Regions from separate parts of the Homo sapiens genome. Here all the other regions are linked to region 2. A link is an interaction called in ENCODE POLR2A ChIA-PET data of the cell type or tissue named here. Cell type or tissue: Panc1. All regions are shown on one strand. Links, peaks and the distances in the headings refer to the core of each region. The heading gives the core; the rest is flanking DNA.

Region 1 (11,119 bases), core at 1,236-9,235, 180 kb before region 2:
TTTTTATTTATTTATTTATTTATTTATTTTTTATTTTTTTGAGACAGGGTCTCACTCTATCTCACCCAGGCTGGAGTGCAGAGGCGCGCTTACTGCAGCCTCCACCTCCTGGGCTCAAGCGATCATCCTGCCTCAGCCCCCCGAGTATCTGGGACTACAGGTATGAGCCACCACATCTGGCTAATTTATTAGTAGTTTTCTGTAGAGATGGGGTCTCACTATGTAAGCCAGGCTTACCTGGGTGAAATGGATCACTTATATCTATTCGGGGTATGCAAGATCAGAACTGACTATGGGTACCTCAGCGTGTGAATGTGACTGGGGTGTGGGGCCACATGTATCTCAGGGTATGGCTCTGCCTGAGGGCACCCAGCTGTGGGTGTCTGACATGCAGCATCTCCCAGAGTCCTTCTGACATGGTCTGCCTAAGGGTGTGCCTGGGTGAAGTTGGCAGGATACCTGTGACCAGGAGACCTGCCTGAAGGGAACCGCCTAGGACTATCTAACCATGCATCTGTGTGGATCTGCCCAGGGCTATGTAAGAGTCCTGATTCTATCTGAGTGTATCTAACCAGTTAGTCTCAGTACAAAATCTGAGCAGATACCACTGAAGGTATGTGACTTATTCTATGTGACTAGGTGTATTTCAGTGTGTGCAACAGACCAAGGGCCTCTGACCAGCTGTAACTCACTAGGTCTTCCTAACCAGGGGTACCTTGCTGTGTGACTGAGGCAGAGTCAGCCATCCCAATCTACATGCCTTGGATATCTGAGAGCATGGATCACCAATCCTCAACAGTGTCCTGGACCCCAGGTTTCTGACTAGGTGTTTCTTTTCTTTCTTTCTTTTTTTTTTTTTGAGATGGTGTCTCACTCTGTTGCCCAGGCTGGAATGCAGTGTCACATCATGGCTCACTGCAACCTCTGCCTCCTGGGTTCAAGTGCCTCAGCCTCCTGATTAGCTGGGATTACAGGTGCCCACCACCACGCCCAGATAAATCTTGTATTTTTAGTAGGGACAGGGATTTCACCATGTTGGCCGGGCTAGTCTCAACTTCCTGACCTCAGGTGATCCACCTGCCTCGGCCTCCCAAAGTGCTGGGATTACAGGCGTGAGCCACCACGCCCACACTCTGACTAGGTGTTTCTAACTCTCTCTCACTGCAGTACCTTTCTTGGGGCATTTCAGTGTGTGAGTGCCAAGGTGTTTGGTGACAGGAGATACCAAGCTCAGAGGAAGGAAAGTGGCCCCTGAGCCCCATGGAGGAGGAAGGGGCTGCTGTCCTACAGTCCTGGGAAGGGCAGGGAGAGACCCAACCATGTGGACCATGCATGGAGCAGTACTCACGACAGAAGTCCGGCCGCCTCCACTCGCCGAGCTGGGCCCCAGCGGCCTGACAGGCTGCCACGTAGGTAGCCACTGCAGGACAGAGGCCTCCAGGATGGCCCTGAACTTGGCAGGCGTCCAGCAAGCAGCCCTGGAAGTACTGCGCGGGCGGCACAAGGCCGTGGCAGGGTGCCAGCGGGCCGTCGGTGGCGGAGATCACGCCGCAGGCGTCCGGGCCGCCGAAGGACTCCTGCTGCTCTGGGGTGCACGGCGACGGGCATGGCTTGGACACACATTCCCCGCAGCCCTGGGCCCCGCCCACCTGCCATCCAGCGGGCTTCCCGCCCACAGCCTTGAGGTCGTCTGCGGGGTCCTGGTTGTAGTTCCCGCATAAGCCACAGAGAGAGGCCGCGTACGCCGCCGGCACGCGCAGGCGCACGAAGCTGTCCCCATCGAAAGCCAGCGAGAGCCCTGAGGTTGTGGTCACCACCACGTCGGCGCCGCTCAGGTGTGCGTGCAGGAGCGAGTCCAGCTGGAAAGGCAGAGCCACGAACACGCCGTCGACCTGCGGGCGGGGGATGGCGGCGGGGGGATGGGGCGCGGTGAGTGGAGAGAACACGGGTTTGAATCCTGGCCCCACCACCTACTAGCTGTGGGACCCAGAGCATGTCACCTCCCCTCTGAAAATAATAATGAGCATCTATAGGCCGGGCCTGGTGGCAAAGCCTGCAATCCCAGTACTTTGGAAGGACGAGATGGGAGGATCACTTGAGGTCAGAAGTTCAGACCCGCCTGGGCAACATAGTGAGACCCCCATCTCTACAAAAAAAATGAAAAATTAGCCAGCATGGTGGCCTGCGCCTTTAGTCCCAGCCACTTGGGAGGCGGAGGCCAAGGCGGGAGGATGGATTGAGCCCAGCAGTTCCAGGCTACAGTGAGCCCTAATCCTGTCACTGCACTCCAGCCTGGGCAACAGAGTCAGGCTAAGAAAAGAAAGAAAGAAAGAAAAACAGAAAAGAAAAAACAAAGAGCCTCTATAGGCTCATGTCACTGACTCCTCATCCTTCTCAAAAACAGGTACTTTCTTAGACCAGTTTACAGAGGAATACACTAGGCTCAGAGAGGAAGAAGCCGCTGTGCCAAGCCACCAGGCTCCTAGGCGTACACTCTGACCCTTCCATCATGCCCCAGCTAAGCTGTGAAAGGGGCCCAGGGGAATGGTGAAGCCCTTACCATCTCAGGCAACCCCAGAGCTGGCACTTGCTCCTGTCTGGCCCACAGCCCTCCTCACCTGTAGCTTCCGGGGCCAGCGGGCACTCAGTGTCAGGCTGTGGTTGTAGATTTGCAGGGTGACACTGCGGGTGTAGCTGACAGCCTGGCTGCCCCGGTGCTCATTGGCTACAGTGACAGTGAAGTTCTCAGCCCCCAAGGGTGGTCCGTGGCAGGGTGCACTCAGCAGGTACTCGCAGGTGCCTTGGAAATCGAATCGGTGCCCATCCAGAGTGACGTAATGGGGGTCACCCCACGCCTGGCACTCAGCTGTGCTGACGGGCTGGCAGCCGTGCTGGCCGGATGGCAGGAGGCCACACACTTCACCCAGCCCACAGCTGGCAGGTGTGCAGACCAGCGAGCCACCCCCAGGCCCGCAGCGACACCACTGGGAGCAGGTGCCATCAGCCCAAAACTCACTGCCCGCCTCGTGGTAGGTGCCATTGGCCCAGCAGCCGCAGCCGTTGTTGAGGGGAACACAGCGGTCAGCACTTAACACGAAACCCGCGTCGCACTGGCAGCCCTCCACACAGGGGCCCTCACATACGGCTGGCGTCGTAAGGGGTGCAGGGGACGGACAGCTGGCTGGGCAGGGTGGGCCACAGACCTCATAGTGGCTGTTTTCTGGGCAGGTGATCTCTGTGGGCAGACGAAGGAGCAGGAAGGAGAGAAATAGAGAGAAGGGTGTCAGGGGTGGGGTCCCAGGACAGGGTGGGAGGAGACAGAGATACTAGGGAGCAGACAGAAAAAGGGAGAGACAGAAAACAAGACACAGAGAGGACACAGAGAAAGAAATGGGAGAGGGCGAGACACCAGGAGACCCAAGCAGAAACTGAGGGAGCTAGAGAATGAGAAACAGACAGATAGACACAAGCAAAGCGAGGCCCAGAGATGAGCACCAAGAGACAGAGAGACAAACAGAGAAAAAAGAAAACAAAGAGACCCAGAAGGACCAGAGTGAAACCAAACCAGCCCCGAAGAGACGGGACCCCGCCCCCCGCCCCACCTCTGCTCCCCCAACACTCACCACAGCCAACCTGTGCCCGCCAGTCTTCGATGACAACCCCAGCGGCCTGGCAGGCGGCCACGTAGGAAGCCAGAGCCTTGCAAAGAATGTCACGGTCCCCACCACCCATGCAGACGTCCAGAACACAGCCCTTGAAGAAGCTCTCAGGTGGCACATGAGCATGGCAGGTGGTGAAGGGGCCCCCTGTGCCAGATGAAAGGGGTCCGCAGAAGCCAGGGCCCTCGTACTGCTCCAACCGGTCCTCAGGGCACGTTGGGCAGGACCCCCGACATTCGTCCCAACACAGTGGGTCCCAGCCTGGGGCTCGCCAGCTGCCGCCCCAGATGGGTATGGAGGGAGCCAGTGTGCCATTAGGGAAGACCTGGTCATTGTTGGGGTTGCGGTCCATGTTACCGCAGAGCCCGCACACTGCGCCATGATAGCTGCTGGGGAGCGTCACGTCTACCCGCCAGTTCCAGTCATAGCTGACTTGCAGTCCAAAGTCAGCCACCAGCAGTGCCTTCGATGCACCCTGGGCCACTGAAATCCGCCCGTCGGCCACGGAGACAGGCAAGGCTGTGAGCACACCGTTCACCTGGGGGAAGGAGGGAAGGCAAACGGGTCACTGGAGGTTTTACGGCCCCAGCTCTGGCCCTCTGCCTCCCTCTCTCTCATCCCACCGGGGGCTGGGAGAGGCCAGGGCCTTCCCCCGAGAGTTGGATTGTCATCTGACACACTGTGGACAGTTGTTCTAGCCCAGGTCTTGGGGAACGAAACCTCACTTTACTTTTTCTAGATCTTCTCCCTTCATCTCTATCTCCCTCTTCTGTCTCTCTGTCTCTCTGTCTTTCTGTGTCTCTCTCCCTCTGTCTTCACCTAAGTCTATATCACTTGGTCTTCTCTCTCTCTCTTTCTGTCTCTCTGTCTATCTCTCCCTCCTCTTCCCTTCCTCCCTCCTACCCTCATTCTCTGTGTGTCTCTTCCACTCACTCACCATCATTTATCCAGTGCCTACTCTGTTCCATCCCTCATTTTCTCTCTGTGAGCTACCATTAAGCTCTATCTCCATTTCCCTGGGCAGAAAGGATAGCCCATCTGTCTCCTCTGATCTCCCTACATATCTCCCTATATTTCTTTCTTTCTTTCTTTTTTTTTTTTTTTTTTTTTGAGACAGATCCTCACTCTGTCACCCAGGCTGCAGTACAGTGTCGAAATCTTGGCTCTTGTAACCTCCACCTCCCAGGTTCAAGTGATTCTCCTGCCTCAGTTTCCAGAGTAGCTGGGATTACAGTAGCACCACCACACCCAGCTAATTTTTGTATTTTTAGTAGAGATGGGGGTTTCACCATATCGGCGAGGCTGGTCTCGAACTACTAACCTCAGGTGATCCACCCGCCTCGGCCTCCCAGAGTGCTGGGATTACAGGCGTGAGCCACCGCACCTAGCCCGATCTCCCTGTATTTCTCTCTGTGTCCTGGTCTCTGGGTCTCTCACTTGTTCCCTCACAAACACTCAAACGACTGTTCACCTGGACTAGACTCTGAGCTCAGCATGTGACATGCACGGCCTTGCTGTGGGGGAGGCCCTGATACGATGCCCACTTCACAGATGAGGAAACTGAGGCCTACCAAGTGAACTGCCCAGCATCACATAGCTCATAAGGAGGAGAGGCTGGATTGAAACCCAGGTCTATAAAAAAGGCAAATGCTGAGGTCCTATGTTAAAGCCCTTTGCCAGGGGCTAGGCTCATTTAATTCCCAGTAACAGGGTGACATTTTTGCTGCAATTATTCTTTTTGTTGACAGTTTGTTTCAGGCCCAGGTGAAGACAAAGAGCCTTGAGCTGCTAACTGTGGTCGTCAGGATCCCTCCTGCCCTCCCGGGGACCTCAGGGGACCATCCTGCCACACATACCCGGACTTTGCCGATCTCGTCCTTGTGGATGGAGATGTTGGTGCCGAGGGCAGCCACGGTGACGACTCTCACGTAGGACACAGCAGGGTTGCCCCGGTTCTGGTTCTTGGTGGTGACGGTGAAGGGTGTCAGGCCCTGGGTGCTGACCCCCGGGCAGCCAGTTGTTGCCAGCACATAGTTACAGGTGCCCTGGAAGTCAAACTTCCGGCCATCGAAGGAGTGGTAGTGTGGGTCGCCCCACAGCCAGCACGTGGCCTCATAGTTGGGCAGGCACACGCCCTGGCCACCCTGCTCCTTGCATGTCTCCTGTGGCCGGCATGTCACGCCGTGGCACGGGTCTGGGGACAGAAGAGGGAGGAGGACCTTGAGGGGCTGCCCATTGTAAAGCATGGCCGCTCCCTCCATATCTACCCAGTCTGTGCCAGGGATCTGAGGGTTACTGCAGGCAAGACCACATTCCAGAGTCCTCATGTCTAGGACCCACTTCCTATAGTTTGCTTTTATATTTTCTTTTGTTTTGTTGTTTTTTTGAGATGGAGTCTTTCTCTGTCACCCAGGCTGGAGAGCAATGGTACAATCTCGGCTCACTGCAACCTCTGCCTCCTGGGCTCCAGTGATTCTCCTGACTCAGCCTCCTGAGTGGCTGGGATTATAGGTGCCCACCAGCATGCTTGGCTGATTTTTGTATTTTTAGTAGAGACAGGGTTTCACCATGTTGGCCAGGCTGGTCTCGGGCTCCTGACATCAAGTGATCAGCCAACCTTGGCCTCCCAGAGTGTTGGGATTACAGGCATGAGCCATCATGCCCAGCCTGCTATTTTCAAGACCAGCCCCTGGGAGTCGCACACAGCTGACACTGAGGCCCCATGGGGGACTGTGTCTAAGTCTCGGCTGTCAAAGGTCCCATACCGGAGACCTGGGCCCCAGAGGTCTGTACAGCCAAGACCCAGTACCTAGAGTTCCCCTACCTCTGAGACTGAGGCCCTGCCATTTGCTGTGTGAGACTGAGATCCTGGAGTCCACGCACCTAAGACCAAGGCAAAGACCAAGGCTCTGGGTCTGTGTTTAAGGTGCACTTTCCATGGTGCCCTTGCTTGAGATTTCACCCTGTTCTTGTATTTTAAGTTTTATAGGAACCTCACCGTCTTCACTTACATAGGCTACGGCTGCTTTCACACCACAGTGGCAGAGTGAGTAGTTGTGATCCAGAAGGTATAGCCTGCAAGCTTAAACACTTACCATCTAGCCCTTTAGAGAAAAGGTGCACTTGACCCCAGTTGAGATCTGTGCCCCAGGGGTCCTTGTGTCTGCGATGCCAGCCCTGAGAGCATCCATGTCTGAGATCCCAGCCCCAGGGTTCTCTGTGTTCAAGACCTGGGCCCCAGGCCAGGTGTGGTGGCTCAGGCCTGTAATCCCAGCACTTTAAGAGGCTGAGGTGGGAGGATAGCTTGAGCCCTGGAGTTTGAGACTAGCCTGGGCAACATAGTAAGACCCCATTTCTACAGAAAGATTAATAAATTAGCCAGGCGTGGTGGTGTGTGCCTGTAGTCCCCCACTACTCGGGAGGCTGAGGCGGGAGGATTGTTTGAGCCCAGGAAATCGAGGCTGCAGTAAGCTACACTACACTCTAGCCTGGGCCACAGAGTGAGACCTTAGCTCAAAAAAAAAAAAAAGATCTAGGTCTCAGGGTCCCCCATGCCTGAGACCTCAGCCCCCTGGACATCTCCACATTTGATAGAAATTGGTCTCCAATTTCTCTAGGTCCTGGAGGCCTCTATGCCCAAGACTAGGGCCCTGGGGTGATCTTCTGGCAAGAGCCCAGTGCCAGGGTCTCAGCAGGATTTGAAATGTTTGAGACCCTAACTAGCTAAGTCTCATGGGCTGGGCTCCCTCAGTGCAAGACTCCATCCCTGAGGGTTGCTGTATTCAAGACAGTAGCCTTCATCGTGTCTCACTGCTGAGGCCCTGTCCTGGGGGGTTTCTGTGTCCGAGACCCTGTTCGTACAGTTACTACATCTGTGACCCCAGCTTGCGGAACCCCTGTGTGGGAGAGGCCAGCCTTCAAACGTCTCCTTCCTCCTGTGTCCATTATCAATGTACCGCCTCTCAGCTTCAAATACACCCACGGAGTTAAGCTTTGTCAACAGAGGGCGCCGGAGAGTCACTGCAGGAGGGAGGGTCTCCGGGTCTGGCTTCTAGCCAGTTTGGTCCTTTCAGCTCTGGCCAGGGTGCGGGGCCACATTCAGCGAGTGCCACTGGCCGCAGCTGGCTTCCCAGTGAGGGGTTCCCTTCTTGCCAAGTCCAGCCTGCAGAAACCTCTGTGCCACCCAGTGGGCTACAGCTGCAGTGAGACTGGACTCAGCCTTGGGGCTGATTCTCCCCTCCTTGAAGAGGAGGGACCAATTTCTCCCTTCCATGAGGCTTTTAACTTAGCCCTAGAGTGGCGGCTACTTCCTGTGTGTGCTTTGGTGGTATTCTTTAGTGCTCTCTTTACCGTTTCTTATTTCTGTTTATTTGTTTGTTTGTAAAGAGACAAGGTCTTGCTGTCTTGCCCACGCTAGAGAGCAGTGGTGCAATCATATAGCTCACTGCAGCCTCGAAATCCTGGGGTCAACTGATCCTCCTACCTCAGCATCCTAAATAGCTGGGACCACAGGCACGCATCACCACACCTGGCTAATTTTCAATTTTTTGTGGAGACAGGGGTCTCGCTATGTTGCCCAGGCTGGTCTCGAACTCCTGGCCTCAAGTGATCCTCCCAAAGTTCTGGGTGTGTGAGCCACGGCACCAGACCCTCTTTACCCTTAATAGTTAATCTCCTATTAATAAGTAAGTGATTCTTTAATTAAACTTTCCTCATTCAAATGGCCATACGCTTTCTGTCTCTCGACTAGATGCTGAGTGATATACCCCCCATTCCTGGGAGTCCCCATTATCCTGCTCATCAGCCCTGAGAGTCTTAGCCCCCACTCCTTGGTGCTGGAGCTCCCATTCTCTTATCCTTAGGGGGAGGAGAGTTCTCTGCTCTTCACCCTAAGAAATGAGCCCTGGGGGTGGCTGTGTCCCAGATTTAGTCTGGGGGATTCCCACATCAGAGACTATACCCCTAGAAATCCTGATCTTCCAGTTAAGAGGGGTCCCCATATCCAATGTCCTGCCTTGGTGAGGTCTCCGTGCGTGAGACTCAGAACTCTGCTCTCTGTCCCTGCCCCTGGGATCCCAATCTCTCCCCTGCCCTTTGGTGCTAGTGTCTGAACCCCAAGCCCGATCCCACACATCAGTGTTCCGCTCATGATGGAACCCTAGGCTGCTGCTCTTGTATTCTAAAGTCTTATAGGAACCTGACCTCTTCACTTACATAGTCTACGGCTGCTTTCATGCCACAGTGGCAGAGTGAGTAGCTGGAACGAGAACCTACAGCCTGCGAGCTTAAACATTTACCATGTAGCACATTAGAGCAAAGGCGCGCCTGTCCCTGCCTTATACCGAGGGTCTCTGACATCCACCCTGAGAAAACTATCTCTGAGGGTCCCCACAGCCTGGATTTTCCCTAAGGGTCCCTACCTCCCAAAGTAGGTGGCCCTGGCCCTGTGAAACCTGGTCTAGGGTTCCCCAGGTCTGCAACCTCAATCATTAGTCCTGTACACCTCCCGCCATGGACACCCCAGTTACACTACCCTCAGCCCCAGAGTCCCCATCCTCCATCCCTAGTCCCATCAGCCCCAGTCCCAGCCCAGCCCAGCCCAGCACCTTTGGTGACGCAGCTCAGGATGCCTCCGGAGGGCTGGCACACCTGCCCCGGCTTGCAGCTGTGTTCCTGGCACACCACGACTTTACCCACATGGCACGTGCACTGCTGCCGACAGTTGTCAATGAGGACTGTCTGCTCCGGCTGTGGGGAGAGAGGGAACGGCCATCAGGGACACCACGGGTGGGAGCCGACTCTCACATCTCTGGCGTTCTGGCACAGAGGGGTTTGGCAGACATCACAGACAAGGGACATCTCTCAGCAGGATGGCCCCTTGTCTGTGAAGCTGAGGCACAGCATGGCTTTGGGGCCATCATTCATTGGTTCATTCACTTTTCTTCATTTACTCATTCATTCCAAAATATCCACTCAACGTCTGCTGTAGGAGAAATGGTGTGACACAGTAACTAAGGGCAGATCGCCTGGGCTTGAAGCCCGTTTCTGCTGTTTCCAAAGTGTGTGACTCTGGGCAGTTACTTCACCTCTTTATGGCTCAGTTTCATGATCTGCAGATTGCAGATGATAGTAGCGCCTGCCTTTGGAAATATAACTGAGTTATATTCAGATAATAACCAAGTTATATTCAGATAATAACCAAGTTATATTCAGACATGTAAAATTTAGATAAAATGAAAAGGGTAGGCCGGGCGCGGTGGCACATGCTTGTAATCCCAGCACTTTGGGAAGCCGAGGCGGGTGGATCACGAGGTCAGAAGATTGAGACCATCCTGGCTAACACGGTGAAACCCCGTCTCTACTAAAAATACAAAAAATTAGTCGGGCGTGGTGGCGGGCGCCTATAGTCCCAGCTACTCGGGAGGCTGAGGCAGGAGAATGGTGTGAACTCGGGAGGCGGAGCTTGCAGTGAGGCAAAACTGCGCCACTGCACTCCAGCCTGAGTGACAGAGCGAGACCCCATCTCAAGGAAAAACAAAAACAAAAACAGAAAAGGGTTTCCTTTAAAACATTCAGATAGGAGAGATACGTGGGGTAGACATCAAACAAGATCGGGAGAATATGGCTTATTTTTGAAGCTAAGTGATGGGTAAGTACATGGACAGTCATTCCACTATTCTCTTAATTTTTGCATGTTTGAACGTTTTCAGAATAAAAAGTTTTTAGATATGTAATGCATATATAAAAATATGCACACATAGCACTTAAAACGGTACCAGATACATAGTAAGCACTATCTACACATTTTCTGTTATTATTAATATTATTTATGTGAGGAGAACAACAGAGAGAGGGTTCCACCCCTAGGAGAGCTCACAGTCCCCAAGGGAGATGGACATTAGACAAACACATGCTCCAGTCAAAGAAAAAGGACCTACGGGGACAGAGTGGGAGAGGGAAGTAGAGGGTGTTAGCAGCTGGTATAACACATGGAAATCTTGTCTTTGTGGTCAGAAAGGCTCCCTTCGTCCAGACCTGGAAGGCAAAGCCACAACTTGACCTGGGGAGTCAGGGGAGGGTTTAAAGCTTCAGAGCCCGTGGTCATATTTAGAAAGATCTTTACCACTGCCACGTGGAGGGTGGACCAGAGGGAGCAGAGGTAGGAGCTGGGAGGGACCCAGGTAGGAGAGGACCAGCTGGACCAAGGGAGGGCCATGGGGACGGGGAAAGGAGTGGGTACAAGAGACACTGAAGAGACTGAGTGGACTAGCTGTGGTGGCTCCCGCCTGTAATGCTCGCACTTTGGGAGGCCAAGGCAGGAGGATCACTTGAAGTCAGGAGTTCGAGAGCAGCCTGGCCAATATGGCAAAACTCCACCTCTACCAAAATACAAAAAAATTAACCGTGTGTGGTGGCACGTGCCTGTACTCCTAGCTACTCGGGAGGCCGAGACAAGAGAA
Region 2 (11,119 bases), core at 1,606-9,605:
TTCTCCCGTCACTCCCTTTTTCCCTACACACACTCTCACAAATAAACTGGCAGTGAACAGGTGGAGTGTGGATGAAACCAAGCTCTCGCCTACATCCCAGGGAACCTGCGGCGGAAGCATGAATGCCGAGCACAGGCATTTCTGCCTTGAAGTTGTGGCTTCCAGCCAGTCCTCCACTCTTGGGATACCAATCTTGGCCTAGGACTGGGCCTCTGATCCTGCTGTAAGCAATCCTCCTCCCCTAGTCCACCTTTCAGAGCTGAGAAGGGCTTGCATCATCCAATCCAGAACCTCTTTGTGAACTCAGGATTGGGTGCAGTGGGGCAAGGCATGAGAACTGGAAAGGATATAGACAGAATTGCATGGGCAGTGTTCAGCATTCTGAGTTCACCAAAAGCCAGCTGGGGTAAGTACAGTTCAGAATAGCCATGTAATAGAATACAAAGTAATCATTAATTGTTCCAGACATATGATTAACAGAAAAATCAGGTTACAAAGCAGGATAAACAATACGATTACATTTGTAAAATATATGTATATAGAAATATTAAGCAAAAGACTAATAGACATCAATACAAAAATTTAGACAGGTATATGCATGCTAACAGTGCTTATCTCTGTATTGTAGCCCCAATTTTCTTCTTTTTGCTAAAGAGTATGTCATAATTGTGACTATGCCCAGGCATTTAACTTAGAATATATAATTATATTCACACACACACACACACACACATATATACACACATATACACATGTGTATGTATCTATATATGTACATATTTAAATGTACATACACATTTTTTTTCTTGCGAGGAAATTGTTCTCCAAATTAGATGAAAGACATCTTTTATTTAGACATTTTCCTTTCAACGTGGGGACAAAAAAAGGAAACTCTACTGAGCTCTTGTTTTTATGTAATAAATTTGTTTCCATTATTTCCCAATTCTTGACCAACACTAAGATGTCTATGTTTTTCTATGTATGTTAGTACAATTTCTAAAAAAAATTGTCTACAAGTCTTCAACTAATTTCTTGTATGCATTAATGATGGTCATATTTCTACATCCGAATTCAAAAATAAAAATAAAACAGAGTTAACAGAGAGTGAGTACTTTTAATCATAAAAAACAAAAAACTGTGCCTGTCATGAGGATCAAAAAGATTAATGTGACTATAACAAATAACATCAGCTAGTTCTGACATCCTTTAGCTGTATCTCACCAATATAATTAGACATTTTCATTATCAAGACTCTTCTCTGAATGAACACAATGCAGATAAGTGGCATCTGGAAACTACATGAGAAAATCTGTGGAATGTACATCACCATGCTTGGTTCCCTTCTTCACCAAATAACTCATTAAAATATCATTTTGGATACAATTCCTACAGAATGCCTTACAAAAACCCTATCTTAGTATATGGGATTCATATACATGTAACATTTTCTTGAGTATCATTGTTCATAGCATGAATACTGCTTAATGGTATATCAAATATTTTTCTTTTCATAATTCTTTATAGACATCATTTTATTAGCTGCATAATACTTTATCACTTGAGTCTAGTATAATTTGCTTAGTGATTTCCATATTACAGGACACTTGATTTATATAAGATCATTTACAGTGTCATTCCAGGTATCACAATCTTTTGATTCTAGACTAAGGTTTTTCACCCTAGGCACTAATGACATATTGTGCTGTATAATCCTTTGTTGGGGCTATAGGGAGGGTTATCCTGTGCACGGTACAATGTTCAGCAGTATCCCTGACCTCTATCCACTAGATCTAAGTAGCACCTCCCCCATGGTGTGACAACCAAAAGTTTTTAAACATCACCCCCGCTGAGAATCAATGTTCTATCTAGATCAATGGATCCAAACCTCATGGGTCACATACAGTTTTGATAGTCTTATGAAATGATATACTATTTCTCCCTCTAAAACCCACATTGATAAATTTCCATAGTACTTCAATACATTATTTCAAGAGCTTTGTGGTCCCCAAGACCATACGTGGAGTTACAAGAACTCAGATTAAGAATTTCAGTCCTACATTCTTGACAAAAATAGAAAAAAAAAAATCCTAAAATGTGCATAGAACCACAAAAGACCCAAATAGCCAAAGCAGTCTGGAGCAAAAAGAACAAAGTTGGAGGCATCAAACTACCTGACTTCAATATATACTACAAAGCTATAGTAACCAAAACAGCATGATACTGACATAAAAACAGACACCTAGACAAACGGAACAGAATAGAGAGCCCCAGAATAAATCCATATGTTTACAACCAACTGATTTTTGAGACAGGTGCCAAGAACATACAATAAGGAAAAGACAGTCTCTTCAATACATACTGTTGTGAAAACTGGGGAGTCATACACAGAAGAATGAAATTAGACCCTTTTCTCAAACCATTATACAAAAATCAACTCTAAATGGATTAAAGATTTAAATGTAAGATCCCAAACTATGAAACAAATAGAAAAAAACGTACGGGGAAAGCTTCATGACATTGATCTGGGCAATAATTTTTTTTTCTAGAAATGACTTCAAAAGCACAGGCAATAAAAGCAAACATAGACAAATGAAATTACATCAAGCTAAAAAAGCTTCTGCACAGCAAAGTGAAGAGACTACCTACAGAATGAGAGAAAATATTTGCAGTCATGTATCTAATAAGGGGTTAATATCCAAAACGTGTGAGGAACTCAACAGCAAGAAAACAACCCAATTAAAAAATGGGCAAAGGACCTGATAAACACATCTCAAAAGACGACATATAAATGGCTACAGTATATGAAAAAATACTCAACATTACTAATCATCAGGGAAATGAAAATTAAACCTACAATAAGATATCACCTCATATGTGTTGGGGTGGCTATTGAAAAGACATAAGTTAACAAATGTTGGTGAGAATGTAGAGAAATGTGAACCATTGCACACTGTTGGTGAGAATGTAAAGTGACACAGACATTATGGAAAACAGCATGGAGGTTCCTCAAAAAATTAGAAATAGAACCACCATATGATCCAGCAATCTACTACTGGATATTTATCCAAAGGAAATGAAATCTGTATACCAAAGAGACACCTGCACACCCATGTTTATTGCAGCACTATTCACAATAGCCAAGATATGGAATCAATCTAACTGTCTATCAATGAATGGATAAAGAAAATGTGGTATATATGCAGGTATATATACACAATGGAAAACTAGCCATAAAAAAAGGGAAATGCTGTCATTCGCAACAACATGGATGAACCTGGAGAAATTCATATTAAGTAAGCCAAGCACAGAAAGGCAGATGATCTCACTCATCAGTGGAATCTGAAAAATGTTCATATAGGCCAGGTGCGGTGGCTCACACTTGTAATCCCAGCACTTTCGAAAGCGGAGGCGAAGGCCGAGGCAGGCGGATCACCTAAGGTCCAGAGTTCGAGACCACCCTGGCCAACATGGCAAAACCCTGTCTCTACTAAAAATACAAAAATAAGCTGGGTGTGGTGGCATGCACCTGTAGTCCCAGCTACTCGGAAGGCTGGGGCAGGAGAATTACTTGAACCCGGGAGGCAGAGGTTGCAGTGAACCGAGATCACGCCACTGCACTCCAGCCTGGGCAACAGAGTAAGACACTCTCTCTCAAAAAAAGAAAACACTTGATATCATAGAATTAGAGAAGAGAATGGTGTTTACAGGTCGGGGGTAATGTGGGTGAGGGAGGGAAGATGGTGTTGGCTGGGGAAATGTTGGTCAAAGGATATAAAATTTCAGGAAGATAAGAGAAATAAGCTCAAGAAATCTATTACACAACAACGTATCTACTATTAATAACTACTATTAATAACTATTCTGTAGTGCTAAGAGAGTGGATATTAAGTGTTCTCACCACAAAAATGATAACTATGTGAGGTAATGCATTGCTAATTAGCTAGATTTAGTCATTCCACAATGTACATATACTATAAAACATCATGTTGCACACGATAAATACATACAATTTTATCTGTCAATTTAAAAAGAACTTCTGTCCTAGATCATTTGAGCAACTCACTCATTTTCTTACTATGCAAGCAGCAATCACAATGAATCACATATTCCCAATGCTCCTGTCCTATAGAAAGTCAAGGGAAATGACCTAAAATGACCACACGAAAACAAAAGCTAAAACATTAAACATTTATTATTATATGCCTAGCACTGCTCTAAGAGGTTTTAGAGTATTAATTCATTCTAATGTTCATTACAAGCCTGAGAAGACCAGAAACGGACAGAACAAACATTCCAACCCAGATACTCTGGATCCACTCCCCTATTCTTAACCGCAACAGCGTACTGCCTCTCACAGTTCACACAAATAGCCCAAAATGCAACCGGAACTGCCGAATCTCACAGAGATCTGGCAAGTATTACAATTATCATCTCATGGACTCTCCCGAAAAATCCTGACTCTGGTTGATACCAATTTCTGTGCAATCACTTTCCGATTCCTGAAAGCCTCACAGACGAATGGAAATCACCCAACCATCTCCATTCTTCCCTACTTGGAAAAGGAGGCCTGTAAAGAGTCAGAAACCTGGCGTGTGATTCCACAAACTAATCTTCTTTTCAAAGCAGAGTCTAAAATAAAGCTTTAATATAAACCTCTGGAGGACTATTTTTATACCAGCTTAGAAGAAGAGAGCGTACAGGAAGGTGTGAACGATTTGCCAAATGGCTCTGTGAATATTAAATGGCAAGGTGGGGAGCGGGCGGGGTGGGGAACGGCTCGCTGGGAGGCGGCACAATGGGAGGGGGCAAGAATCAATTTGCATATTCTCCTGAAATTCACTAAAAATTTACAGGAACCTCTATATTCTAAAATCAAAAACGCATTTCTTGAACAAATACAAAGCACAAACTCACCCTTGACTTAAGTGTGCAACAATAACGCTCTCATCCTCCTCTCGGTCCTTCTTTTGGATAATAATACGACTGGAGAAGGATACGGCAAGCGTGAGACTCCAGGCTTTTCTTGGAGCGCAGACTAAGTTTGAAAGCACCCTCCATGGCCACAACTTCCCTCACTTCGTACGAAATGAGAAGGAAATAAAAGGAGGAGGAATCGGTCTGAGTTCGAAGCTGGTTCCTGGGGACAGATCTCTGAGGGACGCTGGGTTCTCAACATGTAGCTGCCCTCCTGGGGGACCCTCAAGAGGCACTTCCAGCTCTCATATTCCCACCCCGAGTCCAGATCTGCGCCTTCTTGTGCAAAGCTTCATTCTCGGTTCAATATCTAACCTCCCTACTGGGGACATTTTCATTCCTCTGCTGCAGCCTCTGCAGCTTTGAAGGGGAAAGACGGAGGAAGCAGCAGGAGCCTAGTACCACCGGCACAGTGACACTCACACAGCCCCAGCAAAACGCACTGCGTCCACACGCCGTCCCGGTCCTGTGCACAGGGCCTCACGCACACACTCACACAGTCCCCTCCGTCACTCAAGATCGCGCAATCCCCATCCTTTGATGCCCGCGCACACGCACGCCTAAGGATCTGGCAGATTCCGTCTGCGCCCCGGGTTCCTCCTCTGAGCGCCTCGCTCTCGCCCACCCGCACTGCCGGGTCGGTCAGGTTCGAGTCCCAGTCCACGAAGACCTCCCGCAGCCACCGATTTCTTCCTAGGACGTGAAGACCTTACCCAGCTAGGTCGTCAACCCCAGGAGACAGGAAGTGGAACCGCTAATTCCGGTGCGGTGGCCTCTGGGAAATACAGTCCTGAGCAGAAAGAACCTCAGAAGTCTTGGTCTATGGTCTGTTCAGGTTGATCCCAGCATACATTGGGGGCTCCTAAGGGACCCGAGCCTAATGGATTTGTGGGAGTTCCAGACCGTGGGGTGCAGAGGTTGCGGCCACGGGCGAGAATCCCCATCTGAGAGGAGCGTTGCTGTTTTCGGTGCGTCAGGGTAAATTACCTTTTCTCTCTATGCAAAAGAATGCAAATGAGCAGAACTTTTAAAGAAGAATTTAAAGTAAAATTACGTCAAAATGTAGCTGCTTTGACCTCTTCGTCTCAGATCCGAGCATAGGCTTCCCCTTTGTGCTATTTGAAGGGACTTAGGATAAATTTGAAAAGCCTGAACTAAAGAAATGGTTGGAGAGACTCCGTCTCAAAAAAAAAAAAAAAAAGAAAGAAAGAAAGAAAAGGAATCGTTGGTTTTATACTAGAAGAGGAAGTGTGGTTTACATGAGAGATTTCAGAATCAAATATACTTGATTCTTCAAGACAATCTTCCTGTTATCTGGAGAGAAAAACGTGATTCAGGACGGCATGGAAACAGATAAAAGTACACAGAGAATTACTTGCCTTATCTTGAAGGATGAATAATTAACACATTTTCTTAAAACAGTCTAAATAAATGCCAAAGGGGGTTTGTTTTTCGTAGGAAAAGCTTGATTTCACTGTTGTAATCTAGCAACATTGAACTTTCAAAATGATTTTTGTAGTTTCCTATGCTATATAAAGCGGAAACGTGGAATAATGAAGAGCAAAATGTCTTTTCATTCCCGACTGTGACAGAAAACAGATAGCAAGATAACAAACTTAATTGGATCAATGATCACATTAAGTGTAACTGGTCTAACACCTTAACTTAAGAAGGTTGTCAGGTTGGATTTTTTTTTTAAAAGTCAGACCCAAATACGTGCTACCTACAGGTAATACTTAAAATATAAAAGCACTAATAGGTTAAAAGTAAAAGGATGGAAAAATATATAAAATCCTAACACTAGTCAAAAGAAAGCTGGAGTGGCTATATTAAAAACAAAGTGACTTCACCAAAAAGACTATATCAGGGATAAAGAAAGTTACATCATCATAATGATGAAGGATACAGTTCATCCAGTGGAAAGAACAAACCTAAATTATGCTCTTAATACAGCTTCTAAGTATGTGAGTAAAAACCTGTTAGATCAATAAAGTAACAGACAAATCCACAATTATAATCAGATATTTCAACATATCTCTCTTGGTAATTGATAGAACTAATGCAGAAAAGCAACAGGGTATAGATTATCTAAACAACATATCAACCTGCTTGATCTCATTTACACTTCTGGAACACTCTTCTCAAAGACAGTAAAATTCATCTTAGGTGGACAGGAGACACTTTCCAGCGTATACCATATTCTGGGCCATAAAGCAAGTCTCCATAAATGAGTAAATGGACTCAAGTCATACAAAGAATGTTTTTGACAAAAATGGAATTAAATTAGAAATCAATAACAGCTCACTATATATTGTCCAAAGTAGTAAAAATTTGAAAATGTATGAATACTATGATAATTGAAATTATATAATGTTTGAAAATTTCCTTTATGAGTCATAATTTTCTGTTATATCCTAAAGGGTAAACAATAACATATTTGCATTAAAACAAAATAATGTTTTTGTAGTAAGGAAAAAATTTTAAGCTATCTATATTGACTATGCATTAAAGAGCAGAATAATTATTTTTGGTATATATTCCAATGCTTTAATCAATTTCTTAGCCAGTATCACCATATTTTTAAGGATTTTTTTTGACACAGTCTATTATTTTTAAATTTTGATAAAATTGTATGTAATCCTCAATGCTGGACTTTATGGTTAATAAACTTGAAATTATAGCTACCTTCAAATGGCGCTTCTCTGAACACCATACCTTTTAAATTGAGATATATACTCTGCATATACTAAGGTAATCAGAAGTCTTAGAATATAGCCAATGAAATGGAAAATATCCTCATGAGTATTGTGAATATGGAATATTAGATTGCAAATATTTTAGCAGTTGATGTATTTTGCCTTCACAGTACATTTCTACTTTTTTTTTTGCCACTTAGTCTAGGAAGGGTACATTTATTTAAAAATTATTCCTAAAGCCAAACAAATTGGCTCAATTTATGATACCTTTGAATGTTAAGCCAAATTTAGGTGTTACGGAAACATAAACCTTCTCAATTGCATTCCATTCTAACACAAATTGTAAATGTATCCAGTTAGAAATGGGAGCACCATCAAAAGACTACTGCCATAGCTGAAGAAAGTCCTATGCAAAATTGAAGAATTTCAAAATTAAATCCTGTATATAATACGTTAGTTCATGACTTTATTTATTCAGTTTCTTCCTTAATTTGTAGGACTAAATCCCATTGTCTTCATGTTGGCAAGTTCTGATAACTGAAATTCTGTTGAATTTCTATACTGAATAGGAGTAAGGATAGATGATATCACTGTTTTGTGCCAAATCAACAGAATCTTAAACAACCAAAGGGTTAAAGAACAAATAAAAAGAGAATTTAGAAAACATTTTAGATAAATACAAATTTACTAAAGTTCATGAGATGCTTACTGCTCAGGGAAAAATTTATAGCTCTACATGCCTATAAAAAGGAGGAAAGATGTCAAATCAATGACCTAACTGTATACACTTAGGAATTAGAATATGAAAAATAGAAAAAAAAAAAAAGCAAAACCAGGAGAAGAAAGGAAATAATAAAGATAAAAGTGAGGTTAGATTAAATAGAAAATAGAAAAATAATAGAGAAAACTTACAAAATTAAAAGCTGGTTCTTTGAAAAGATCAAAAAAAGTGGCAAAACTGTAGCAGGACTGAACAAGAAAAAAGAGAAAACATCAAAATTACTAAAGTCAGAGCTGAAAGTGGAGACATTACTAAACTTACAAAAATGAAAATGATGATAGAAGAAAATTATAAACAATTGTATGTCAACAAAATAACCTAAATGGAAAGGAAAAAGTCCTAGAAACACACAAACTATCACTGACTCAAGAAAAAATAGAAAATCTTAACAGGAGTGATGTCAGCAAGATAGAAGAATGGGACTTTCCAGCACTTAGCTCTCACAGAAACATCAATTTAAACGTATATCTATGCATGAACAAACTTTCACAGGAGCTAAAGAATCCAAGTAGCTCACTCAGAGGGGATGGGAATGAAGCAGCTAGTAGACAACTGTCTCTGAGACAGCAAAAATGTTGGATTTAGCAAAGATCTGAAAGCAGCTATTTTAATTATGTTCAAAGAACTAAAACAAGCCATATGTAAAGAATTTAAAGAAGAGTATGACAATAATACCCTGCCAGAGACTATCGACAGAGAGATGGAAATTATTACTGCAATGAAAGAACCAAGTAGAAATTCTAGAGTTGAAAAGCACAATAACTGAAATGAAAAATTCACTAGAAGAACTCATAGCAGATTTAACCTGAAAAAAGAATTAGTGAACTTGAAAATAGGTCAAGTCAATAAAATTATGCAGTCTGAAGAACAGAAAGAAAAACAGAAGGAATAAAAATGAAGAAAGCATCAGAGGCATGTAGTACACCATCAAGCAAACCAACATACATATAAGAGGAGGGTCAGAAGGAAAGAAAAAGAAAAAATGCTTGAAAAATAATGGCCAAACTCTCTGTGAAGTTGATCACACACATGCACACACACCTACATTTACAAGAATGTGAACACACTCCAAGTGGGATAAACCCAGATATTAATACTTAATCAACATGTCTCAAGGAGAGCTACCCCAGAGTCAAATTGTCAGAAGCCAAGAACAAAGGGAAATCTTGAAAACAGCAAGGGAAACATTATTCATCATATAAACGAGATTCTCAACAGGACTACTGGCTGACTTCTCATCAGAAACAACAGAGAACAAAAGGCAGTGGGATGAGATTCAAAGTACTAAAACAAACAAAAACAAAAAACAAAACAAAACAAAACAAAAACAAATAAAACCCTACCAGTCAACCAAGAATTCTATATCCAGAATATTCTCTCTCAAAATATAGATAAAATAAAGAGAATTGCAGATAAGGACTGAAAGCCTTTGTTGCTAGCAGACTTTCCTAATAAGAAATATTAAAGTTCTTTAGAATGAAGGTGATGGTCACTGGAATCCACACAAAGAAATAATGAGCACTGATTAAAGTCATTACATAGGTAAATAAAAGATAATATACACTTTTACTTTTTTATTTTAACTGATTAAAGATAACTGCATAAAACCATAATTATACAATTGTATTATTTTGTTCATAATGTATAAAGTTGTAATTTGTGTCACATTCATATTACTATGATAGCACAAAGGAAGGGAGCTATATTGGAGTAAACTTTCTGTATACTATTGATATTATTTTATTTATTTTGATTTTTAAAATTTTATTTCTAATTTTTTGTAGAGACAGGGTCTCACTATATTGCCCAGGCTGGTCGTGAACTCCTGGGCTCAGGCAATCCTTCCACCTCAGCCTCCCAGAGTGCTGGGATTACAGGTGTGAGCCACCATGCCTGACGACTACTGTTATTATTTTAGCAATAATCTCAATTAGATTTTTTTAAGCTAAGATATACATTAGTTCTTTTTAAAAGCTGAAAACAGACGGAAAACAAAAGGATGGAAAAAGATACAAATAGATACCATACAAATGGTGATCAGAAGAGAATAGGAATGGTTATACTACCATCAGACAAAACAGGCTTTCAAAATGTTACTAAAGAAAAAGAGATTTATTTAATGATAAAAGGGCAAGTTAATTAGAAAAATATAACTACAATGAACGTATATGCTCCTAAAAACAGGAGACTACATACATGAAAGGAAAACTGACAAAACTGAAGAGAGAAAATGACAGCTCAACAATAGAAGGTGGAGATTTTAACACTCTATTCTCAATACATACAACAACTAGACAGAAAATCTGCAAGGATATAGAAGACTTAAACAACACTACAAACTAGTTTGTCTTAACTGATGGTTGGTTGAACACTCAACCAACAATAAAATACATACTCAACATGCAACATTTTCTAAACTAAACAATATACTAGACTTATATATGGCAAATCATAATATTTTTTATAAGTAAGTCATGCTAAGTATATTCTCTGACCACAGTGAAAATAAAATTAGAAATCAAACACTGAGGAAATTTGGGAAATGTAAAAATATTTTGAAATTATTCAACACATTGTTAAATACCCCATGGATCAAAGAATAAATTATAAGAGAAATTAGGATGTATTTTTTATTTTACTTCCTAAAAATAGAGATGAGAATCTCACT
Region 3 (9,700 bases), core at 321-8,320, 190 kb before region 2:
GTCCTGCGCTCTCCATTTCTCCATCGCTGGCTTCTCCTGGGAGTCATGCCAATCATTGGTCTGGTCCCCGTCAAAGTTTCCACAGGCCCCACACAGTTTCCCAGCATGGTCATTGCTGACAATCACAGCCACCTTCCCATTGGCTCCAAGCCACACCTGGACCCCTGCCTTCTGGCGGACTAGCAGGGAGCCATCAGGTGTACGACTCACGGACACAGATGCTAACTTCTCAGCTGGGAGATCCACTCGGAGACCATTCACCTGGTGGGGGATGCCCAGCAAACACAGAGGTGAGGCCACAGCCCCAGAATAGCTGGGTGTTACCAGGATGGAGGATGGAGACCCCAAACAAGATAAGTTCATGGAGCTAAATCAAAGAGGCAGGTGCTGAAAGAGATGAAGACCTGGATGTTTGCACTATTTGGAGCAATGGATACATGAGAAGATAGCTAGAGATCTGGATAGACGGATAAAAGGATGGAGAGTGGAGGGATGGAGAGACGTACCCATGGATCTACACAACACCCCAAAGTCGGTGGGGGAAGCATTTTGTACCAGACAGATAAGCAAACAGACAGACAAACAATCAAACCCCAGGGTCATCCTTATGGTTCTAGTTTTCTTTTTCTTTTCTTTTTTTTTTTTTTAAGATAGGGTTTTGCTTTGTCATCCCAGCTGGAGTGCAGTGGTGCAATCACAGCTCACTGCAGCCCTGACCTCCTAGACTCAATCAATCCTCCCACCTCAGCCTTCTGAGTAGCTGAGACTACAGGACTACAGATGTGTGCCACCACACCAGGCTAATTTTTGTATTTTTTTCTAAAGATAGGGTCTCACTGTGTTGTCTAGGCTGGTCTTGAACTCCTGGATTCAGGTGATCTGCCTCCCTCAGCCTGGTTCTAGTTTGCAAAATAAAACAAACTTTGAGCACATCCTGTAAGTTATTGGTTCCCTAACCAAAACAACGTTATCCTTTATTTTTGCAATGCTGATGTCTGAAGATAAGTAATGACTTTAGCAAATATAATAATCATGTGAGAAAATTACTTTTTCTTCATCATAGGCTGCAGATCCAGTAACTTTGTGAGTTTTTCCTTTACATAACTGTTGTCTATGTTAGTTGGTGAATTAACCCTTCTAAAGTTAGATTCCCTAGAGAAACTTCCTTAAAAGACTTGTCTTTTTTTTTTTTTTTTTTGTAAATCCTTCTTTTGTTTGTTTGTTTTTTGTTGTTGTTGTTGTTGTTTTGTTTTTTGGTTTTGGTTTTAGTTTTTTTTTTGAGATAGAGTCTTGCTCTGTCGCCCAGGCTGGAGTGCAATAGCGCGATCTCAGTTCACTGCAACCTCCGCCTCCCGGGTCCAAGTGATTCTCCTGCCTTAGCTGGGACTACAGGCATGTGCCACCATGCTCGGCTAATTTTTGTATTTTTAGTAGTGACAGGGTTTTGCCGTGTTGGCCAGGCTGGTCTCTAACTCCTGACTTCAAGTGATCTGCCCGCCTCGGCCTCCCAAAGCGCTGGGATTACAGGCATGAGCCACCATGCCCAGCCCTCTAAATGCTTTTGTATCTGAGTTTTCCTCTGCCAGATGATTGGAGAGATAGGTAGATAGATCTGAAAAGACAGATGGGTGGGTGGGTGGGTGGGTGGATGGATGGAGGGATGGATGGGTGGATGGGTGGATTGGTGGGTGGATGGATGGATGGACAGATGGGTGGGTGGATGGAAGAAAGAAGGAAGGGAAAAAGACTAGAAGGAAGGAAATAGGAAAAAGAGAAGGGGGTAGAATAGATGCTGGAAGGAAGGAGGGGAAAAGGGAGGATGGGTGTAGTGAAGGACAGATGAAGACTAGTGGATGGAAAGTCTCAGTAGGGTGCAAGCTTTCCAAGTATAACGACTGAGTCCGAGTCATCTCTGTTACCCAGCACATGGCCTGGCACAAAAGGAGCAGGGCTGAGTTTATTCACAAAACCAGCCTTTTACTGAGTACCCTCTAGGTGCCATGCCCTGATCTGGGTACTGGGAACAAACTGGTGACCAAGATGGACAGGATCCCTGCCTACCTGCGGCTTATAGTCCAGTGATGAACAAAGATGCTGAGCATCTTCTGGGAGTTTCCTTCTAGGAGTCTGGAATTTTGGTAGGTGGATACCAAAACCCCAGGCACTGAGACTCTATGAATTTCCCTGGCAGATGACATTTCATGTTTCATCACAACTTTGTTGCTGGAGGAATTAAGCACATCCTGTGTGACTCTACCGAGAAAGGACTCTCGGAAGCTTGCACATGATTTCCCCTGGACTTTGTGCGATGCACCTTTTCCCTGTGTCAATTTCACTTCGTATCTTTTCCCTATGATACATCTTAGCCCTAAGTACAACTATATGCTGAGTCCTGTGAGTCCTAGTGAATCACTGAACCAGGTTATGGGAAACCCTGACACATTATGTGACCCCCCACCCCCAGCCTTGACCAATCACGGAACTTCCTCCCTAAAGTCACAGTGATTGGCTCCAGGGGTGGGCATGTGACCCAAACTGGCTCAGTGAGATATAATCCTGGGTCTTTTATTGAACCATTTTCTGTTAAGGTAGATAAGCTGGTGGGGTGTAGGCCTGGGCAGCTGGGCGGGGGTCGTCTTTACACCTGTAAGTGGAAAGCCTGTTTGAGAACAAAGCTGATTTGGCAAATAGCAAGTCTCAAAGACGGAAGTACAAATTTCTGATAATATTGCCAGGGCACCTAGATCCAGCCATTCCTGAGGCTCTATCCTGGGATTTTCTAGCTACATGGACTAATAAATTCAATTTTGCTTAAGGCAGTTTGAATTTGGTTTTAAGTCACTTGCAACCCATAGAGTCTCGATTCATACTAATGTCAAAACTATTAAGTTGCTTGAGTATGTTTTTGCTCCTCTAGAACTCAGCCAGAACAGAGGGACCAAGTTTGAAATATTGAGATAAATACAAATCCAGAGACTAAACCGCAGAGACCTGGATAAAGAAAACAGATCGCAAGACAGAAAGGAAGCCAGGAATGTGGGGACACTGTAATCAGAAGAGCAAAAGCCCAGGGAGACATTCCCTACCCCCTACTCACAAACTTACCCACACACCCTTGTTTGGAGTCAACGTCACCATCCCATCCTGGAAGAAGATGTGGACCTGGCCCACAGCCTCCGTTTTGCCATGGCAGATCTGGACTTCGGCAACTACACGGTACCAGGGGATGGTATTCTGTAGTCCTGGGCAGCGGGAAGAGAGCTCATAGACACCAGGAGAGGTGGTGGCACCACGGGCCCCATCAAAGGTGGTGAGGTTGGCACCCACAGACAGGACACAGAGACCACGGGTGGCCCAGCAGTTCCGGGCTTCAGCCTTGACCTCACATACACGGCCTGGTGGGCAGCCAGCTGCCTGGCATGTCAGGCCAGAGCTTGAGGAACAGGAACAGCGCTCGCTGCAGTCTGAGGTCAGCAGGGAGGAGTTTACCTGTGCACAGAAAGGGGCCAGGTTATGGTGGTGGGATGGATCGCAAAAATGGCCACACTGCTTGAACCCTCTGTATCCATGCAGAGTGACTTTACAGACTCCCATTAAGAAATAGAGTTTATTTCCCCCTCCCTATGAATCTGGGTTGGCCGTAAGACTATATTTAGGTCAATGAAACACAGAAGAAGCAATGTTGTAACAGGTTTAAGCCTAGACCTCAAGAGACCTCACAGCTTCTCTTTCCTTCTCTCTCTCTCACATACACAGAATCCTGCCCAGCCACCATGAGAACAAGCCTGGGCTAGCTCCCTAGAAGATGAGTGACCCCATGGAACATAGATAACTCTTCCAGCTCAGGCCACCCTAGACCAGGCAGCCTTCAGCTGACCCACCAGCTGACTACAGATATTATACATGAGTAAGCCCAGAGGATAGCAGAAGAACCACCCAGCCAAGTCCAGCCTAAACTGCAGTCACAAAATTGCAAACTAAATGAATAATTGTTTTAAGCCACAACGTTTTGGAGTGATCTGTAACCCAGCAAAAGCTAACTGATACAGGTAAGAAATGAAGAAATGTAATTAACAAAATAAATGCCATCTCTACAATGATGATTTCCACATCTCTAGGCCAGACCTCTCCCATGAAGGCCAGACTCACAAATCCAAGACTTCGGGCATAGGCAGAGGGGTCAGGGCAGAGATGGGGAAGCATAGGGAGCTGAGGGGTTCAGAGGAGGCACCTAACCCAGCCTAGGGGATCAAGGATGGCTTCCAGTAGGCAGTGAGACCTCAAGGAAAGAGCAAAATTTGGCTCCATTTGCAAGCAATGCAAGTTAGTGCTGCATGTTAATGGCTAGCCTCGGGCTGACTTCTCTATGTCACAATTTCTTCATCTGTAAAATGGGGAAAATAGTCATAGTATCTATTGCATAGGATTGTTGTGATTATTAAATGAATTAACATCCAGAACATGGCCGGGAGAGGTGGCTCATCCCTGTAATCCCAGCACTTTAGGAGGCCAAGGCAGGAGGATTGCTTGAGCCCAGGAGTTTGAGACCAGCCTGGACAACATAGCGAGATCCCATTTCTACATAAAAATTAAATAGTCAGCCAGGGATGGCAGTGTGAGCCTGTGGTCCCAGCTACTCAGGAAGCTGAGACAGAAAGATCGCTTGAGCCCAGGAGTTTGAGGCTGTAGTAAGCCGTGATCATGCCACCGCACTCCTGCCTGAAAGACAGAGTGCAATCCTATCTCAATAAATAAATAAATAAATAATAACACCCATAACAAACATGGTGCATAGTAAGAGCTCAAAAAAATTATTAACAAGAATAAATCAATTCTTCAATTTAATTCATATTATTAAACAATTATTAGCTGGGCTACCTATTTGCACTGTTGTAAACTGCTATTTCTTTTTTTTTCTTTTTGACATGGAGTCTCGGTCTGTTGCTCATGCTACAGTGCTGTGGCACAATCTCGGCTCGCTGCAACTTCCACTTCCCGGGTTCACGGGATTCTCCTTCCTCAGCCTCCCGAGTAGCTAGGACTACAGGTGTCCACCACCACACCCAGCTAATTTTTGTATTTTTAGTAGAGACGGGGTTTCACCATATTGGCCAGGCTGGTCTCGAACTCCTGACCTTTTGATCCGCCCGCCTTGGCCTCCTAAAGTGCTGGGATTACAGGTGTGAGCCACTGCGCCCCGCTGTAAACTGCTCTTTCTTTTTACTGAGTGTGATGAACATGCAGGGCAAGGCCCAGTGCTCAGTGGGTATCTTTCCTGTATAATCGGGCCTGATCCTCAGATACCTATGGTACAAAGATGGTGATTAGTCCCATTTTACAGGTGAAGAAAATGCAGTTCAAGGAGGGGCCAAATGATGCCCCCGCCCCAAGATATCAGGTCCTAATCCCTGTAATGAGTAAATGTCACCTTATATGGGAAAAGTGTGTTTGCAGATGTGATTGAATTAAGGATCTGAAGATGGAAAATTTCTCCTGGATTATCTGAGTGAGCCTTAGATGCAATCACGTGTATCCTTATAAGAGAGAAGCAGAGGGAGGTGTTATGACACACTCAGAAGAGGAGGCAGAGGTTGGTGTGATGTGGCCACAACCAAGGAAAACCTGCAGCAACCAGCAACTGGAAGAGGCAACAAACAGATTTTCCCCTAGATTTCTTTTTTCTTTTCTTTTCTTTTCTTTTTTTTTTTTTTTTGACATGGAGTCTCGGTCTGTCACCCAGGCTGGAGTGTAGTGGCGCAATCTCGGCTCACTGCCACCTCCGCCTCCTGGGTTCAAGTGATTCTCCTGCCTCAGCCTCCTGAGTAGCTGGGATTACATGCACGCACCACCATGCCCGGCTAATTTTTGTATTTTTAGTAGAGACAGGGTTTCACCATGTTGGTCAGGCTGGTCTTGAACTTCTGACCTCGTGATCCGCCCGCCTCAGTCTCCCAAAGTGCTGGGATTACAGGTGTGAGCCACCGTGCCTGGCTCTTTTCCTTTTTTCTTTAGAGGTAAGGTCTTGCTCTGTCACCCAGGCTGGAGTGCGGCAGCGTGATCATAGCTCACTGCAGCCTCCAACTCCTGGGGTCACGCCATTGTCCCACCTCAGCCTCTTGAGTAGCTGGGACTATAGGTGTGCACCACCATGCCCAGCTAATTAAAAAAACAATTGTATGTTGCCCAAGCTGGTTTTGAATTCCTGGGCTCAAGTGATCCTCCCGCCTTGGCCTCCCAAAGGGCTGGGACTGCAAGTATGAGCCACTGGGCATGGCCTCCCCTAGATTTCTCTGGAGGGAGTGCCACCTTGCCAACACCTTGATGTCAGCCCAGTATTCCTGATTTCTGACTTTTGGCCTTCAGAACTGTGGGAGAATGAATTTCTCCTGTTTAAGCTACCATGTCTGCGGTAATTGGTTACAGAAGCTGCAGGAGACTAATAGGGGGAGGTTGCCTGCATCAAGTCACATAGCTGGGATATGGCGGTACCTCCTCTGTCCCCAGCCTTGAAGAGGTCAGCACAGAATCTCTGGGTCTCTCTCAAGCTCTTCTACCCTCTCTGCCCACCCCAAGCCCCTACTCACCGGCAAGTATCGGCCATTATGGGTGCAGCCACAATCTTGGACAGGGATGCAGACACCCTGGGAAAGCAGGAAGCGGTCGTCGCACTCACAGCCCTCAAAACAGCGGGTGGTGCAGCCCGTGAGGCCGGAGAGAGCCGCACAGGATCCCTGGCAGGTGCGAGTGCAGATGGAGTAGTGGCTGTGGGCGGGGCAATGGAGCGCTGCAGAGAGAGGAGGCAGGGCTGAGTCACACCTCCAAAGGGTCCTGGATAACCAAGGGGGCCTACTGCACACCCAGCCCTGTTTTAGGCGGTGCTGAGGACACAAATACTGAGAAAAGTCTCAACCCCAGTCCTACAGAGCTCACTTCCAGTGGGACAGACAGGAAGAGCCCAAAGTGAACATGCTGCATCAGGGAGTGTAGACAGAGAGGTCAGGGTCAGGGTGGGGAGGCACAGGCAGAGGGGTCAGGGCAGGCATGAGGGGGCAAAGGCAGAGGGGTCAGGGCCAGGGTAGGGGGCTACAGACAGAAGGGTCAGGGCTGGGATGGGGAGGGCACAGACAGAGGGTTGAGGGCCAGGGTAGGGGGCACAGGCAGAGGGGTCAGGACCAGGGTCGGGGGCACAGGCAAAGAGGTCGGGGCCAGAGTGGGGGCACACAGGCAGAGGGGTCAGCGCCAGGATGGGGAGGGCACAAACAGAGGGTTGAGGGCTGGGGTTGGGGGCACAAGCAAAGGGGTCAGGGCTGGGGTGGGGGGGCAAAGGCAGAGGGGTCAGGGCCGGGATGGGGAGGGTACACACAGAGGGTTGAGGGCCGGGGTAGGGGGCACAGGCAGAGGGGTCAGGGCTGGGTAGGGGGCACAGGCAGAGGGGTCAGGGCCAGGGTGTGGGGGGCACAGGCAAAGGGGTCAGGGCTGGGATAGGGGGGCACAGGCAGAGGGGTCAGAGTTGGGACAGGGGCTATATGGACCCAAGGGAATTATCTGTGGTAAGTCCCTGGTCTCTGGCTAAGCAATTGGTGGAGGTGTGGCTGTTCTGCAATGCCCACCAGGTTTGGGGAAGGAGCATCAGGCTGGGGGTGAAATGCTGATTTTATTTGGGAACACAGCAGGTAAGAGGGACGGTAAGGACACCCAGGGGAAGGTGTCTTGGACACCCTAACAATTACCACAGACTTTGTAGCTTAAACAGGGGAAATTCATTCTCCCACAGTTCTGAAGGCCAGAAGTCAGAAATCAGGATCACTGGGCTGACAGTCAGGAGAGAGTTCAGGGCTTGAGACAGACAGACCAGGTCCATGGTCAACAATGAGAACAAATCTAAGGCCGCGGGTGTGGATGACCGCCCTGGGTATAGGTCCTGCCCAGGGGAGACCTGGCTCTGACCTGGAGCCGAAGGGGCCATTGCTTTTTCCTGAGAGTCTCTGGTGATGTCCCTCCCATGGGGAATTGAATGAGAGGTACAGTCCTAGTTTAGCGGGGTGTTTAATAGCCTGCAGCCTTGTCTTGGGGGGATCTGAGGGGATATGGTCTTGTCGGGGGTAGAAGGAGGGTCTGTGTGAGCCACAGATCTCCCAACCCATCCAACTCTCCCTTTCAGGTCACTGCAGAAAGAGTCCAGAATAGAACACTAGGGAAGAAGAGAATTTGAGGTTTGAGCAGAGTGGGCCCAGACAGGAGGCTGAGAAGGAACAGTCAGAGGGATAGCAGGGAAGCCAGTGGACTATGCCGTGGGAGAAGAAGTTGTGTGGGTGTGGGGTGGGAGGGGGTGGGGAGGGAGCGCTTTTACAGGGAGAAACCACTCCGACATGCAAATAGAAGGAATGGGCCAGGAGGGGCCCCTACACCTGGTCTAGAGTCCTGCGAGGGACCCACGGACACTCACGGCAGAAGCTGTCTGTCCTCCAGGGCTTCACGGCCACGCCAGCTGCCTGACAGGCCGCCGTGTAGGCTGCCAGGCTGCGGCACAGGAAGGCTTTGTCACCCTTTTGCGCGCACAGGTCGTATACGCATTGGCGGAAGTACTCAGAGGGACTCAGCACCGCCTGGCAGGTCGCGAAGGGGCCCTGGGGGTTCCGGAGCTGCCCGCAGGCCTCGTTGCTCTCATAGGGTGCAGTCTCCTCTGCCAAGCACACTGGGCAGCCTTGGGGCCCGCAGCCCTCGCCACAGCCCTTGGAGGAGCCGGGCGCCCGCCATGCAGCCCCGAAGGTCTCCACACTGGACGCTGCTGAGCCATTGGGCAGGACAAAGTCGTCACTCCAGTTGCCATTGAAGTTCCCACAGAGGCCACAGAGCCGTCCACGGAAGGGGCTGGGGATGGACATGAGGAGGTGGGCATCGCCATCAAAGAGAAGCCGCAGCCCCTTGGTCGTCTGCAGAACCATGTTTCGGCCCTCGGCGGTCACCCGCACGCGGCCCACAGCCACAGGCAGGGCCACAGCCTCGCCGTCCACGGTGACCTGGGTGGAAGGGTCGGGTAGGTCAGGAACTCACAGAACCACAGGCAAGGCTGTCCTGTCCCACTCCCAGGCCAGAGCTGCATCTCCCTCAGTCCCATTAACGTCAGGTCATGTTTCCCTTAAACTTCTTGGGCCCCAGGCCTGGCGTGGTGACTCACACCTATAATCCCAGCACTTTGGGAGGCCCAGACAGGTGGATCACTTGAGCCCAGGAGTTCGAGACCAGCCTGGCCGTGACAGCAAGACCTCATCTCTACCAAAAATAAAAAATTAGCTAGGCATGGGGGGCTGAGGTGGGAGGATTGCTTGAGCCCAGCAGGTTGAGCCTGCAGTGAGCTGTGATCACGCCAATATACTCCAGCCTGGGTGACAGAACAAGACCCTGTCACAAAACAACACAAAAATCTCCCACGGTGGGACCATTCACCAAACCTTCCAGGGTAGGTACCAGAGTTCCCATGTTAGAGGAATGTCCCTCTCATACCTACAGGGTGGGGTCGTGTCTCCCTCAGAACCCCCTAGATGGGGCTGTGTTGCCTTCAGACCCCCAGGGCAGGCTCACATGGACTCACCTGCTGCCCCTGAGCTAGGCTCACAACCTGGCCAGCCACAGTAACCAGGAGGCGTTGGAGATCTCCAGCTGCATTCTTCTCAAGCACGATGGAAAAGTCCTCGTCCCC

What was found. Peaks named below come from ENCODE experiments on the same cell type or tissue, not always from the same donor. Only the 100,000 strongest peaks of a DNase experiment are listed, where the experiment ranks them.
Region 1: POLR2A ChIA-PET joins it to region 2 with 11 read pairs; 2 of 35 experiments call an interaction of 5 or more read pairs at or near these places.
Region 3: POLR2A ChIA-PET joins it to region 2 with 12 read pairs; 2 of 35 experiments call an interaction of 5 or more read pairs at or near these places.

Annotation. Positions count from the first base shown.
Region 1 is chr19:39,874,040-39,885,158 of GRCh38, forward strand. FCGBP (Fc gamma binding protein) reads right to left here. Exons shown (of 36, transcript NM_003890.3): 26 at 9,266-9,407; 27 at 5,516-5,853; 28 at 3,624-4,197; 29 at 2,619-3,235; 30 at 1,349-1,892. Among named protein-coding and RNA genes, the nearest start is that of FBL, 33 kb to the left of the region's middle. In Panc1, for the core only: no CTCF peak of the experiment used is centred there; no DNase peak of the experiment used is centred there.
Region 2 is chr19:40,050,502-40,061,620 of GRCh38, forward strand. ZNF780B (zinc finger protein 780B) reads right to left here and starts at 5,730. Exons shown (of 5, transcript NM_001005851.3): 1 at 5,688-5,730. RefSeq lists an enhancer at 5,590-5,719. In Panc1, for the core only: no CTCF peak of the experiment used is centred there; a DNase peak (open chromatin) is centred at 5,730; H3K4me3 peaks cover 2,509 bases; H3K27ac peaks cover 2,606 bases.
Region 3 is chr19:39,863,632-39,873,331 of GRCh38, forward strand. FCGBP (Fc gamma binding protein) reads right to left here. Exons shown (of 36, transcript NM_003890.3): 31 at 9,593-9,700; 32 at 8,447-9,020; 33 at 6,585-6,784; 34 at 3,106-3,489; 35 at 1-261. Among named protein-coding and RNA genes, the nearest start is that of FBL, 22 kb to the left of the region's middle. RefSeq lists an enhancer at 2,798-3,997. In Panc1, for the core only: no CTCF peak of the experiment used is centred there; no DNase peak of the experiment used is centred there; H3K27me3 peaks cover 1,176 bases.